2 separate regions of the Mus musculus genome follow, and region 1 is linked to region 2. Evidence: chromatin contacts called from ENCODE Hi-C data. All regions are on one chromosome and are shown on one strand. Each heading gives the region's core, a stretch centred on a gene start or an enhancer-like site at or near the end of the contact. The rest is flanking DNA. Distances are from core to core; before and after follow the strand shown.

The links. A loop is a pair of places that touch in the nucleus more often than their neighbours do.
Region 1: a map of left cerebral cortex shows a loop between it and region 2 (2.8-fold over the local background). The contact joins the enhancer-like site here to the promoter of Kcnq3 in region 2. A Hi-C loop is called at or near these places in 2 of 37 maps with a recorded cell type or tissue (gastrocnemius and left cerebral cortex).

What each region holds. Positions count from the first base shown.
Region 1 is chr15:66,321,173-66,327,856 of GRCm38, reverse strand. No RefSeq gene overlaps it. Among named protein-coding and RNA genes, the nearest start is that of Gm30929, 16 kb to the left of the region's middle. Within about 2 kb of position 3,266, at least 3 of the 3 ENCODE cell types and tissues checked have a DNase peak (open chromatin) inside an H3K27ac peak, as active enhancers do; they include gastrocnemius and left cerebral cortex, where a contact is called at or near this core.
Region 2 is chr15:66,285,107-66,291,853 of GRCm38, reverse strand. Kcnq3 (potassium voltage-gated channel, subfamily Q, member 3) reads left to right here and starts at 5,225. Exons shown (of 15, transcript NM_152923.3): 1 at 5,225-6,018. The coding sequence starts at 5,630. Gm27242 (a long non-coding RNA gene) reads right to left here. Exons shown (of 5, transcript XR_875391.3): 2 at 2,481-2,541.

The DNA.
Region 1 (6,684 bases), core at 2,017-4,516, 38 kb before region 2:
TGTAGATCACTAGATTATTTAGGAGTGGCTCTGCTGTCTGCTTGTGGGAGTCATGTTGGAGATTTCAATACTTCATACGTAAAGATAGTTGCCATATCTCTAAGTCACTTTACTAATACTCATGTTTCTTCATGTGCTAAGATGCAATCTATCTCTGAAATCTCTGGATAGTCTCCCAAGGAGCCCACTGAAGATACACGTAGCTGTCTTTCATGGGACAGACCACTTAATGTCGACACTCAGATAGACAGTTTACACCCATTCAGGTTAAAGTGGGTATAGAAGGGATTGTATGAGGACCAACATGGTAGGTGATGAATCCATCTTTGGAAGAACTGGACTACAGCTGTCAGCAAGACAGATAGCCACATGTCACAGCCTGAAGTAACTACTAAGAAGCAGCCCCAAGGCTGCTTGGGCTCCAGGAACTCAGGAAGGTATGAAATGAGTATCATGAAGAATTTCCTCACCTGAAGACAAAACATGGCTGAAAGTAGATAAACCATGTATTTATACTAGTATTTATACATACTGGGAGAAGCCCTGATAATAGCAACCCTGTGAGGAAAGCCTTCCTTACTCAGTCTCAACAGGTTCTTACTCATCCATTCATCGTGTCATTTATACGAAGACACAGACACTCAGACACACAGACACACACACCCCACTACCACCACCACCACCACCCCCTAATAAGGGTGATACATGATTCTTTTAGCTGTGAGTGGAAATTTAACAAGAATATACTACCTTGGAAATTCTCTTTCCTTCCTCCCACTCCCTTTCTACTGCCCTTTGACCAGTTCCTTGATGACTTCATTCTATGTGTGATGAACCGAATAAATGGAGCCTTTAGTTTCTTTATTTCTAGTCTTGTTCACAAACAATAGGTCTTGCACCGAAACTGAACACTGTCCAGGATTATCACGTACACAAACAGAAAGACTTTCATCCTGGTTAAGAACAATGATCTTAGAGATATCTGGTCTTTGGTTCACAGCCTCTCCTCTTTTCCTGTGTAGCAGCACAAGCCACTCAGGCTGTCCATACCCTGCCCCCTTCACTATATGAACATAAAGAACAGAGGTTATAGTTAAACTTGAATGTATGTGAATATTCAGACACCCTTCCACCCACTCAGTTCTGAAGAAGTGGTTCTTTGTGTTGCACCTGTGTTGAAGATGGGGGGACGATACAGTGTTGAGTGTGGTTTAATGCAATTTCCATCATAGTGATAGAAGGAGACAATCGGGTTGTAAATAGTCAATAGTGAATAGTGAGTAATATAGTTCCAGGTTGTGATGGATGCCATTTGTAAGTATTATAAATCAAAGGAAAAGAGAAAAGATGGACAAATACTTGAGCAAAGGTCTGAGGATATGAATCTGTTACAAGTAATAGAAATGGCGAGCGTAGTTGGGCTAATGGTTCAGCCATGCTCAGGGTTACCCTGATCTTGCGCATGGAACTATGTCCTTCCTGGTAACATCTCAGCAAGCTAACATGGAAAGGATGAAAGCCAGATCATCCAGGATTCATTATGAAGGGGGAGCAAACCATTCTCAAAAGCCATACAGAAGGTTTCCCTTCCCTGTCTCAGTCCCTTGGGTTGTAGAAAACCTCCATTCTTGAATGAGTCCCTGGCAATAAGCATTTAATTACACAGGGCTTGAACCTGAGTTGCTAAAGGCAGCACCACCCAACACTGACTTCATTCTATAACTTTCCATGTCATATCTTACATCCTGCTCATCATCTTATATGCAGGTTGAGTTCTCAAATTACAATCTCTATGAGATGATTTAAGTCTATGGGTTCACCTCCATCTCTCCATCTCTCCACCCATGTATGTTTTATATAAGGCAGTATTTTTAACTAGCAGAAGAAATGCAACCTTAGAGCTGTCCCTTCAGAATCCCTAAAGACTAAGTGATAAAGGGTTAACAAGCGTTTCAATGCCTAAATTGATTGAGATGCTAATTCCTGCCTCAAGGACCCTTGTGAGATGGAACTAAACACATAATACATGTACAGAACAAAGAATTGCATTATACACTGCTTGGCTCCTCCAATTCTGGGTCCAGAGCACCTGGAGTAACGTGCCCAGGGCAGACCCACGCCTGGATGTGTCTGCTTGTGCTGCCAATTCCTTGTAGCACAAAGCCTCTGAGATATGCACGTGGCTGGACACATTAAGCTCATCACTCATTGCATCAATGGAGAATGAGTGCCCTGGGAAGCCTCTGTAGGAAGGGTCTGGAAAGTACTCTTTAAGGGATTCGGGTTTTGCTTGGGGGTTATGAACATTTCTAAAGAAGCAAAGATTTATCCCAGACTTAGAATGAATGGGGTGCTTGTATTACTTGGTGGCTCTGTAAGTTCATCTATACAGAAGGCAGACTAGAGACGAGAGAACACAGTGACAGGAAAAGGAGTAGCCATCGATCATTGTAATTATGAAAAGGTGGTATTTACTATGTATTTAGGATTTAGAGGAGCCTTGTTTCATCTATGCTCAGATAAACTCATGAAACAGATTTATTTGGTTTCACTTCCTATGGGCTGACTTGCTATACTCTGTCACTATGCTATGAGCGTGTTTGTGTCGGACAGGAGAAAGGGGTGGTTCTGTTGTAATGGCCCAGCCAGCTTCTGGGTTAGCACTGGACATGGCAATCTAAATAAGTATTTACTGTAAGGGAAATAGGAGTCTGGAGGGCAATATTGTCAGCGCCATGTGGGAATCACAATAAGAGAGTTACTGAATCTAGAGACGGGAAGGCCTCCGGGGCAGAGGGGACAGAGGATAACATCAGAGAAACATCAAGAAGGAGATCTAGACAAAGAGTAAGCAAGAGTGTGTTCGAATGTGAGTGTGTGTGTGTGTATGTGTGTGTGTGTGTGTGTGTGTGTGTGTGTGTGTGTGTGTGTTTGTATGTGTGTGTCTCCTTTATGTGCATGTGGTCCATATGTTCCAAATCTTATATTCAGTTCAAGCCCCAGCAACTTTGCAACTACAGACATTCTCTCTCCATTCTTTCCAGGAAGAAAAATAGCCTTTCTATTTTCATCCCTGAAATCGCCATTTGTCATTCTCAAGGTGCCTCGGTGCCTTTGTCTCTGCTGTCAGCTGGCGGCAATGATGCTAAAAATAGCTGGCGGAGGGAACTGCTCCACGCTGAACATTAAAAATAGAAAGGGAAGCACTGGCGTGAATAATGCATGGGAGAGAATCCCCTTCACGTTGGCCTCCAGCCCCTCCAGCAGCCTGGCAGCTGGGCACAGACTGCAGGGCGAGCGAGCGAGGATTAAAGCATTTGTATGGCTCACGCTATGATGAAAGGGCAGCCCGCACATTACAGCTTCCCTCCCACTCCATGGTTAGGGAGAGCTAGGAGGAAATGCAGACTTAGGCTAGCAAGACAAGCCAAGAGTCCTGTTTAGGGACACAAACTAGAATGTCTCCATGCCATTATGACTGGGAGCCAAGGCAAAGTGGGGGAGCAGACCTGCGACATGCCAGCAAGGCACATCCCGTGCAAGTCACTCTAATTTTGCCCCCAGTAACACACAATGCCAGCTGGTCAGAACCAGTCTGCAACTGGGACCTCGGGAACAACCAGACCATGCTCCACACAAAATCCAATTGCCACTGAAAAGTCAGACCCATGTTAGACCAGCTGCAGGGTCTCTTAGTCCACGTCTGAGAACACTCAGCTCTCAGTTACTATCCTGCAGGACTGAACTCTCTACATTAATAGCTTGTGCCTTGTGACCTGATGCCAGTTTTAATCCTGGCGTTCCAGCTCAGAAACAGCAAGATAAATTAGGAGGTGGCAATATCCAGAGATGGAAAGAAAACTGACTAAGGTCACACAGCACCCCAGGCTGAGACAGGGCTCACCAGCCTCTTCATCTGCCCTGAGTGGAGTCATCTCTTCAAGTCCCTGCTGGAAGAGGAACATTGCCAGTAAATACAGGCTTTATATCTGCTCATTTGTGTGACCAGGCGCACAGCCTCTAGTCTTTCTGAACCCACTCTTACAGGGTTGTTGGCCTTGAAGTTTAATGCCAAAACATGTCTGGGGTGACAGCATTGACCCTGAGCTGTGTGCTCTCAGTTCTGTCTATGTGGGCATCATTGATTTGATTTATCACAAATTTACTCCTGGTGTCCTATGAGTTCTTCTAGCCCTCCCACAAAGAAAAGCTAACTCTGGTGCTGAAGAGATTGTCTGCAATTCCTCAGAGATGAGCTTACATCCTGCATCTTTGTTCAGCATCCTCTGGTCACCAGTGAGAATCCAGCTTTGAAATATCCCAGAGTTCAGATCCAGTTTTCTGCCCTTTCTTGTCCTTTGGATAGGACACTTGATATCTCCTGGCTCTTGTTTCCTGCTCCTGCTACACCAGCACTGCTATAAAGGGACAAATGAGGGAGAAACAATGGCTGCAGTGACCCTCTAGGAACAGTGGTTGTCAACAACCAGATGTCATGCTTCTTTCCCAGAGCACCATGTCATTATGCTTGCACCTTGATTTCCCAACTCAGTTTGAGTCTCTGGTATATGGCATGGCCCCTCAGTGGCCTCTTGTATCCAGAGAGCTTGAGGTGGCATGTCTACCTTCTTACCTGTTAGGAAGGAAGGAATGGAACCTCTCTTCTAGCTGCACATGTTATAAAGTGTACATGAAGCTTCGCACAGAGAAGGTACTTTAGAAAGGAGGTCAGGGCTTAACCCCATTCCCTAGGTAAGGGTGACCATGGCCTATACCTCTGGTCCTTGTTCAGATAAGCAGATCACATGTGCTCATAGAGGCCAAGCTCACGCTGTGATGGAGGCTTTCTGAGGCTTCTGTCTGAGACTAAGCTGTGAATTCTAGTTATTCTCGTGCCTATCTATAAAGGTCTGAAGTCCCAAATAAGGAGTGAATGAACCCAACTCCCTTGTAGCATAACTGGATCTGTGATCTCCTGAAAGTCCCTCATTACACACTCTTTTAAAACAAAACAAAACAAAAACAAAACAAAACAAAAAACTTTTTTTTTGGTAGGTCTTGAAAAAGACACAGTAGGGCCACACTTCATGAATGTCCTTTATAAATATTAAGCTCCTGGTATTTTATGTATTGCCTTGGGAGGCTTTTTTTTTTAAGAGAAAAATGAAGACCTGTAGAGATGGCTCTTCAGTTGAGAGAACTTTTCTGAGGCACGGGAATTCGGTTCTCAGAACCTACATTAGGCAGCTCACAACTATAACTCCAGGTCTGGGGGAACTTAGTCCCACTTCTGACCTCCACAAGTACCCTCATACATGTGCATACATGTACACAGACACACACTAATCATTTATCCAGTGAGCCTTTAATGCATATATTCATCAAACTCCTCAAACTTCTGCAGTCTGGATCCTGTACTAGTCAGTATGATGGTAGAGTTTGAGATGCTTTCTTAGCCTGGAGGGGAGGAGATGCTAGGAAAAGCCACTCATCTTACAGATGCCCTTTCTCTCAGCCATCCCTTGCCAGCTTCTGTTCAGTCCTCTTAGTGGCCTGGCAAATTGAACCTCAATGTCTTCTCCCCATTTCACACATGGGAGGAAACTGAGGCTCACAGTCATATTAAGCTTCTAGTACATCAATGTTTCCCATCAACTTATATCCTACCGATGAGGTAGACAGGTTATTTGCAGGAAACACAATTGCTTTATTCTGTTCTTCCTTTCTCAAATATATGAGCACTCAGTCTCCACCCCTGATAATTGATATGCAAAAGTAGAGAAGAAAAGAACATGCATGGTGGTCCAGGCATGTAATTCCCACAGTGGGGAGGCAGAGACAGGCAGATCCCTGCAGGTTGCTGGCAAGCCAGTGTAGCTTATGTTGGGACATTATTATATATATGAAGCATAATGTAGACTTGTGTAACAAGCTTCTTCCTACTCACTAAGGAAGAAAACACACAGCTAGGGCTTGGAAGAGGTAAAGTTGGAACAAATCCACACAGTCCCACTGTGCCATTAGCACTGTACTCAGCTGCAACAGATAACCCTACCACAGCAATCTATGCCCTGAAGGCGGTTTACTTTCTTACTGTATGTTGGAGTCAGAGATAGTATGGTTGTTCCATGGTGCTGTTAGGGATTGAATAGGAGGGGTCCTCCAGAAATTTCATGTGTGACAGCCTTCATTGGCAGATCAGGGGTTTATGAGAGCTCATTCAATCATGATGGTTTCTGAACTTTGCAATGGCTTACTTAATCCATGAACTCGTTCACAGCCTAACCAGTTACTATTACCCAGCCTAACATTACGACTGTGAGATGGTGATGGGAGCATGCTTTGGAAGGTCTGTATTTTCCTTCTATCCTGCTCACTCCCTGCTTCTGGTACACAGTGAGATTAGCCATGTTGCTCCAGGTATGGACCCTGGTATCTTGTTCTGCTTCACTCTCCATGGGTCCAGAAGCTAAAACCTGTAAACCCTTTTCTCCTTGTGCTGTTTCTTTAGGTATTTTGTCTCAGTGATGTAAAGTGACCAATACGGATTCCCTGCAGGAGCCAGGATCCTTACCCATGGCTGTTGTGTTTTCATTATTGAGTGGCATTCCCCCCGCACCCCCCCCCCCCCCACGGACTCACTATGATTGTCTTTCCTCAGCTTTCCTGATTGTCTACAATTCA
Region 2 (6,747 bases), core at 3,976-6,475:
GAAGATGGGGTAGAAACTTTAAGGGGTGTGGTCTATTTAAAGGTCATTAGGTCACTGGTGGAACTGCCCTCGGAAAGCATGAAGATGAACCTTTGGAACCCTTGTTTGTTCAATGTAGAATGTTGTTGCAGAATGACCTTTCCCACTCTTGGCTTCCTCTCTTGCCACATGGTCTCTGAACGAGGTATGAATCCAGCAACTTGCCCAAAGGTGACAAACTTAATGTCATAGGATTATAATTCTCTCCATTCTATCCTTCAAGTTACTCTCCTATGCTGACATCACATATCTATTACTCATTTGCTGAAGTTTCCCACCCATGAGTGAGAAAAGGTTCTGCCATTGTGCTGCCTGCCATCCATCTTGCAGCAAGCCAGCCAGTGGAGTCTGTGGGTTGAATAAGAATGTGCTCCACAGGTTCAGATATATAACATTTGGTGCCCAGTAGGTGGCACTGTTTGGTGGAAATTGCAGAACCTTTGGGAGGTGGAGTCTTTCTAGAGGATGTAAGTCACTGGAGATAGACTTTGGAAGTTTAAAGCCTCAGCTTTCTGTTCTTGCTCTCTGATTACTGTTTGCATTTGAAGATATACATCGTCAGCTTTCTGATCCTGCTAGCCTGTAAGCCTGTTGCAGTGTAGTACTGACTCAATGGACTCTTATCTCCATGGAAATGTAAGTCTGATAAACCCTTCCTGCTACTTGTTGCTTCTGGTCGTAGTCTTTTAATACAGCAACTAAAGCAGAGACCTGATTCCTATACTTGAGGCCGAATTGATGGACTCACCCTGTTGGTTCTGTCTTCCAAAATGAAGTTTTGTACTTTTTGCCAACAACAATGAGCTTAAAGAAATCTTTTCTTTATATGGTTCCCAGTTTTAGATATTTTGTTAGGGCAAGATATATGTCAAGATACAGAGCAAGAGAAACTGGAATAATATGAAAATCAAAAGTATTTTGAGAAAAAAGAGGTGGCAAATTTAATGACCAGCCAGTGAATGGAATTTTAATATCATAGGATGGACTGGGACTTAAAAGTAGAGGATGCTAGAATGTTCAGTTGTTTGAACTATAACTCAGGCTATTCTTTTTTGATACATGGTCGCTGTTGGTCTTGCTGTTATGTCCCATCGGCATATCAGGATCCCAGAGACTTTAGGGATATAGGACATATGGCTCCTTTTAGCTAAAATCTGCACTGTGTTGTAAGTACATGGCCCCTCAAATGGTACTTACTGCACATTGTGCCTTTTATGATATTTCTAAAGCCCTTTATTAGAAATCTGAACAGTGTTCTCCACTGGATTATAAAACCATTGAAGTAAATCAATGTTCCAGACTCAGATGCCTGGCAGATCCTCTACTCTTAGGTTTAATTGGATCAGAGTCATAACTTTGATACTGAGTTTGCTTCATCCTTTTATGAGAGGCATGGCAATGGCCTTTGTGTCTCCACCAAAACTCCTCATGTACTGGAAAGTCCAAGGTGCCATTTTCAATTTTTTTTTCTTTTATTAAATGCCAAGTAATAAAATCGTATGCTTCTGTCCTTATTTTATTCCTATTGCTCTGATAAAGCACTAACAACAACAACAACAAAAAACCACCTAGGAGAAGAAAGAGTTTATTTCATTTTATAGGTTACAGTCCATCATTGGGGGAAACCAAAGCAGGAGCTTTATGTGGAGACCATGGGAGAAATTCTGCTTACTCCAAGTTTACCTCCAGCTAGCACAGGGCAACCTAACTAGGGATAGCACTGCCCGCAGTGGGCTGAGTACTCCTACACTGACTAGCACCCAAGATGTTTATAGATATGCCCTAGGCCAATCTGATGGCAGTAAATCCACTTTTGAGGTTGGCTCTGCCCAGGTGAGTCAAAGGGACAATCAAGACCACTCATGGTTTTTCTATGCCTTTTTATGTATGCCCTGAGGCCCATCTTGTGTGCTTATTTAGTGAGGCTTTTTGGACACTATCAATGTAAATTCAGTGGTCTTAATTTGAAATTACTAAGCCTTACTGAGAACAGAGACTTTCCCAATTAAACAAAACAAAACCCCTAAAATGTTCACATGAAAACATATGTTGACTGCGTGCTGGTGGCTTGACCCTGCTCCTTTACCCATCACTTATTTATGCTTCATTTGAGAATGAAGAGGCTATCCCAGGACATATCTACTTCTAGGATGCTTAGGCCTTGATCTTGTTTAGAGGGAATATTAGCTACTTTTCTCATCACTGTGACAGAGGATCTGATAAACAACCTAAGGGAGGAAAGATGTCATTCTACCCTTCACTTTAGAGAGCTCAGTTCATAGTTGCGTGACCCCATGTGTCTGGCCAGAACATCACAGTAATAGGGTAGACTTCTGACTTAATGGTGGACAGGAAGTACAGAGAGATACAGAAATCAGTGATGAATGGAACACATCAGGAACTCAATCCCCAGTGACTTACTTCCTCCAATTAGGTCTCACCTCCTCCTAAGTGTCCTATGATGGAGCCATCAAGTGGGAGCAATGCACGCAATGCACAGATCTGTGGAGGACACATAAAAGTCAAACCATAGCAAGAAAACAACAGGAAATGAGGAAACAAAATATAAACACGATAGTTTTAGGTAGTGGCAAATACAAATAGCAAATAAAATAGGCCAACTAATAAAATAGGAAGGAATTGAGGAGGAAGGGCAATTTTCAAACAGCAACTTCTATATATGGGAAGATTGTTTTGTGAGTGTTTGGTGTTGAATTGGGTCAGAAAGGATATTATTATGAACTACTGGAGGCTGGGTATCTTGCAAAGAAAAGAGGTTTGTTTGGGCTATGATTTTGTCCATAGACAAGGGCCTGGATCTTTAAATAGTCTTCTTTAGCCTTAATACCTGGAGGCAACTCATGGGAAGAGAAAGAGATGTGACTTATGTTTTTTTTTCTCTCTCTTCCTACAAAGCCACCAAGCATCCATTATGACAGCCTCATCCTGTTGTTATTTTCTAATCCTGATTCAATCCCAAACACCAGAAGTTGATTAACTTAATTTTCCACTCTGTATTTCACAATTCAAATCTCAATGCAGAGCTCCCTGGGAGATACACCCAACCCATCTACAGCACAGTCATGTGTGTCTGCTGACAGGTACCATAGGAAAGCTGGGACATGTTGCTGTCTGGTGTGTGTGAGGGTGTTTCTAATCCAGACAATTCCTTTTCCTTTAGCCTTTTCTCTTCAGAATTTTTTTTTTCTGATTTGTTTCTCTGTTTCAACTCATCCTGAATCATTGATTTACTTATAAAGGGACCAGGGCTACCCTGCTCTGAACTAAGGTCAGGTCCCATAGGCTGTTTCAGACACATACCTCCCATCTAACCAATAAATATCTTTCTCTATTGAGGATGGCCACAAGTCTTCCAATTCTCTGTTTCATTCTCATACTACAGTCCGCTGCTGGGAAAAGTATTCTAGCATAACAAGCAGTTTATTGCTATGCCAATCCTAGAGTCAACACTTTCACTCTTCTAGAGAATCTCTGGAGGCTCCTCCCTTCTCTGACTTCTTTTTTTTTTTTTTCTCCATTCTACAGGTGCCCACTGTGATGGCTTGAATATGTTTGACCCAGGACTGGCACTATTTGGAGGTGTGGCCATGTTGGAGTAGGTGTGTCATGGTGGAGGTGGGCTTTGAGATCCTCCTCCCAGCTACTAAGAATATAGACCTCTCAGCTCCTCCTGCCTGGATGCTGCCATGCTCCCGCCTTGATGGTAATGGACTGAAACTCTGAACTTGTAAGCCAGCCCCAATTAAATGTTATCCTTAGAAGAGTTGCCTTGGTCAATGGTGTCTGTTCACAGCAGTAAAACCCTAAGATGTCCCCCACTCTTCAGCTTCTCCTTGGCCCTGCTCATCCAACTTTCCTAGGCAGACACCTGCTTTTTCCCTGTAGACTAAGACTGGATTCCCAACTTTACTCACAGCTATCTTGTCCTCTCTACTCCACCTGACAGTCATGAGGGAAGACTGGGCGGTAAGGAGTCATGGTACCCCAGGGCAGGAGGAGGGCTTCCCTAACTTGCCTGTTGGGTAATGAGGCACTTGCCCTCTGCCAATGGTGCCAGTGACTGACCAGACTGCTTCCTCTGCCGTCAGCAAACCTGAACTACGTTTCTCCTCCACACCGCTGTCTAGAAGGCTCTTTTTGAAATTGTCATAACTGCTCCCACCTTGCCACTTGAATCTCACCTTAAGGCGTGTCACCTCCTCAATGGGGACTCCTAGGACAGAGCCCAGTGGTTCCTGTGATTCTGTTTCCACACTAGGAATAATTTGGCTCACACTTGCTTTAGCTCTGGCCTTCTGTCTGTCACTCAGGTTTTATGAATTCAAGGGTTTCAAACCTTCGGTGGAGAGCAGTACTCTGTCGTACGTAGGACAAACTCACTGCCATGATTTCAGTGTTTTCCCTGAAGGATGCTAATGGAGTCAGAGGGCATGACTGGCTTGCCTGCAGCAGGATTTAGGAGCCAGGAAGAAATTAGGATACTGATTCTGATGTTCACATGCGCTTCTCAGCTGTCTTCCCACCTACTTGTACAAGGGGCTACCCCAAAACTACCAGAAGCAGTAGCCCCCAGGAGCCCGGAATAGAAGAAGCATTGCAATCACCGAGCCAGTGGGTGAGGTGTGAGCATGTCTAACCGAGCAACTTGGATTTTTACCTGCAAAGGCAAGCAGAGGAGGTGGAGGGTGGAGACTGAACATAAAGCTGCAGCCTCAGCCTCTATCTACTCCCTTTTAATTTCTCCTCTCGCTCAGGGGAAACCCCAACGCCCACGGGGTCTGGGGAGCTCCCGCTTCACGGCCTCAGGATTCATGACCCAGCAGAAGCAGTAGTAGAGGCCTCACAGCCCTGGTGATGCTGGACCTCAAGGCTGTCTTGGGTAGGGGGGCGGCGGGGAGAGGCGGGGCCCCGCCTGGGCCTCCCGCAACCAAGGGGCGGGACGATGGAGCCCCACCCCTGCGAAGGAGGGAGGGAAGCAGAGAACGCTGCGGGTGGTGAGCGCTCCGCCCGGGCGCGCCTGCTTCTGCTGCTGCTACTGCCGCTGCAGCGGGGCTAGGGCTAGAGCAGCGGGCTGGGCGCGGGCGGGAGAGGGGAGGAGGGAGGAGGCGGCGGCGCGTGTGCCAGGCGGGCGGGCGGGAGGACGGCTGGCACAGGGCTTGTAAATAAACTGCGATGCTGTCTCGGGCTCGCCGGCCCGGGTGCCGCCGTCGCCGCCGCCTCCCTGGAGCTTCGGTGCCAGGCTCCCGCCGTCGCGCGCCCTAGCGCCACCGCGCCAGCCTCGCGCGCCCTCAACGGGCTCCCCGTGGACCCCGGCTTCCTGCGCCCCTCCGGGTCCCACAGAGGACCCGCTCGGGATGTGACCCCTTGACTCCCCACCCGACCTCCTCTGGCCCCCGGGAGGCCCGCCTTTGCCTGCTTTTGGGGGGGTGGGCGGGGAGGGGCGCGCGGATCATGGCATTGGAGTTCCCGGGCTTGCAGCCGCCGCCGCCGCCTCGTCCACGTACCCCAAGTGCTCCTACTTCCCGGAGCAGCAGCGGAGAAGGCGAAGCGCCCGGTGGGGGCGAGGCAGATGGGTCTCAAGGCTCGCAGGGCGGCGGGGGCGGCTGGCGGGGGCGGCGGCGAAGGGGGCGGCGGCGGCGGCGGGGCCGCTAACCCTGCTGGAGGGGACTCGGCGGTGGCCGGCGACGAGGAGCGGAAAGTGGGGCTGGCGCCAGGAGACGTGGAGCAAGTCACCTTGGCGCTAGGGGCCGGAGCCGACAAAGACGGGACCCTGCTGCTGGAGGGCGGTGGCCGCGAAGAGGGGCAGAGGAGGACCCCGCAGGGCATCGGGCTCCTGGCAAAGACCCCCCTGAGCCGCCCAGTCAAGAGGAACAACGCCAAGTACAGGCGCATCCAAACTTTGATCTATGACGCCCTGGAGAGACCGCGGGGCTGGGCGCTGCTCTACCACGCGCTTGTGTGAGTACCTGGCCACTCGGGGCGCCCCTTGGCGGCCGTGCACCTTAGGGTTCGGGCCAGGGCTGGCATAGTGTTGTGTCTTTGGCCACTCAGAAGTGCTCTCTGGCTTGGGTTGGGGATGGAGGGACACCAGTTTGGCCTTAGCCAATGGTTCTCTGCGGTGTGACGGAGTGTTTCTGGTGCCTGGGACAGCAGGCTTTCAAGCTGAGTTGGAGATTTGAACTGGCGAGTGCGCAAAAGTGCGCATTTATTGTATGTTCTGGGATATTGTCATGGAAGCTTAAAAGAAATAGATGATATTTCTAATGAAGCAGTTGAGTGGGACAAAAACGGTCCTTTCAGAAGCACCGGTTCTTCTTGGGGTGGATAGCTTGCAATCACCACTCAATTTAGATGATATATCCCAGAGTTGAGGATAGTAGCGGTGCACACTGCCCATAGGCATAGTGCCTGTGTACGTGCGTGTTCCATGTGTGTGCTTCCCTTCCTTGGAATGGATGCTGAAGTAAAAGAATAATGGGTTTGGCTTTAATTGGGGGCTTAGACAGACCAAAATGCAGGTCTTTGTGTTCTTTTAGTAAAATGAATAGGAGAATAGAAAAGGGGCGGGATTTCCAAGCTTAGTCCAAAGGGTTTAGCTGAGCCATAGGTAAGGTGAAGCTATTTGATGCTGGAACATCCGTATGATTTATGTGCAACATCCCATAGTTTAGGTTCTACCATCTCTGT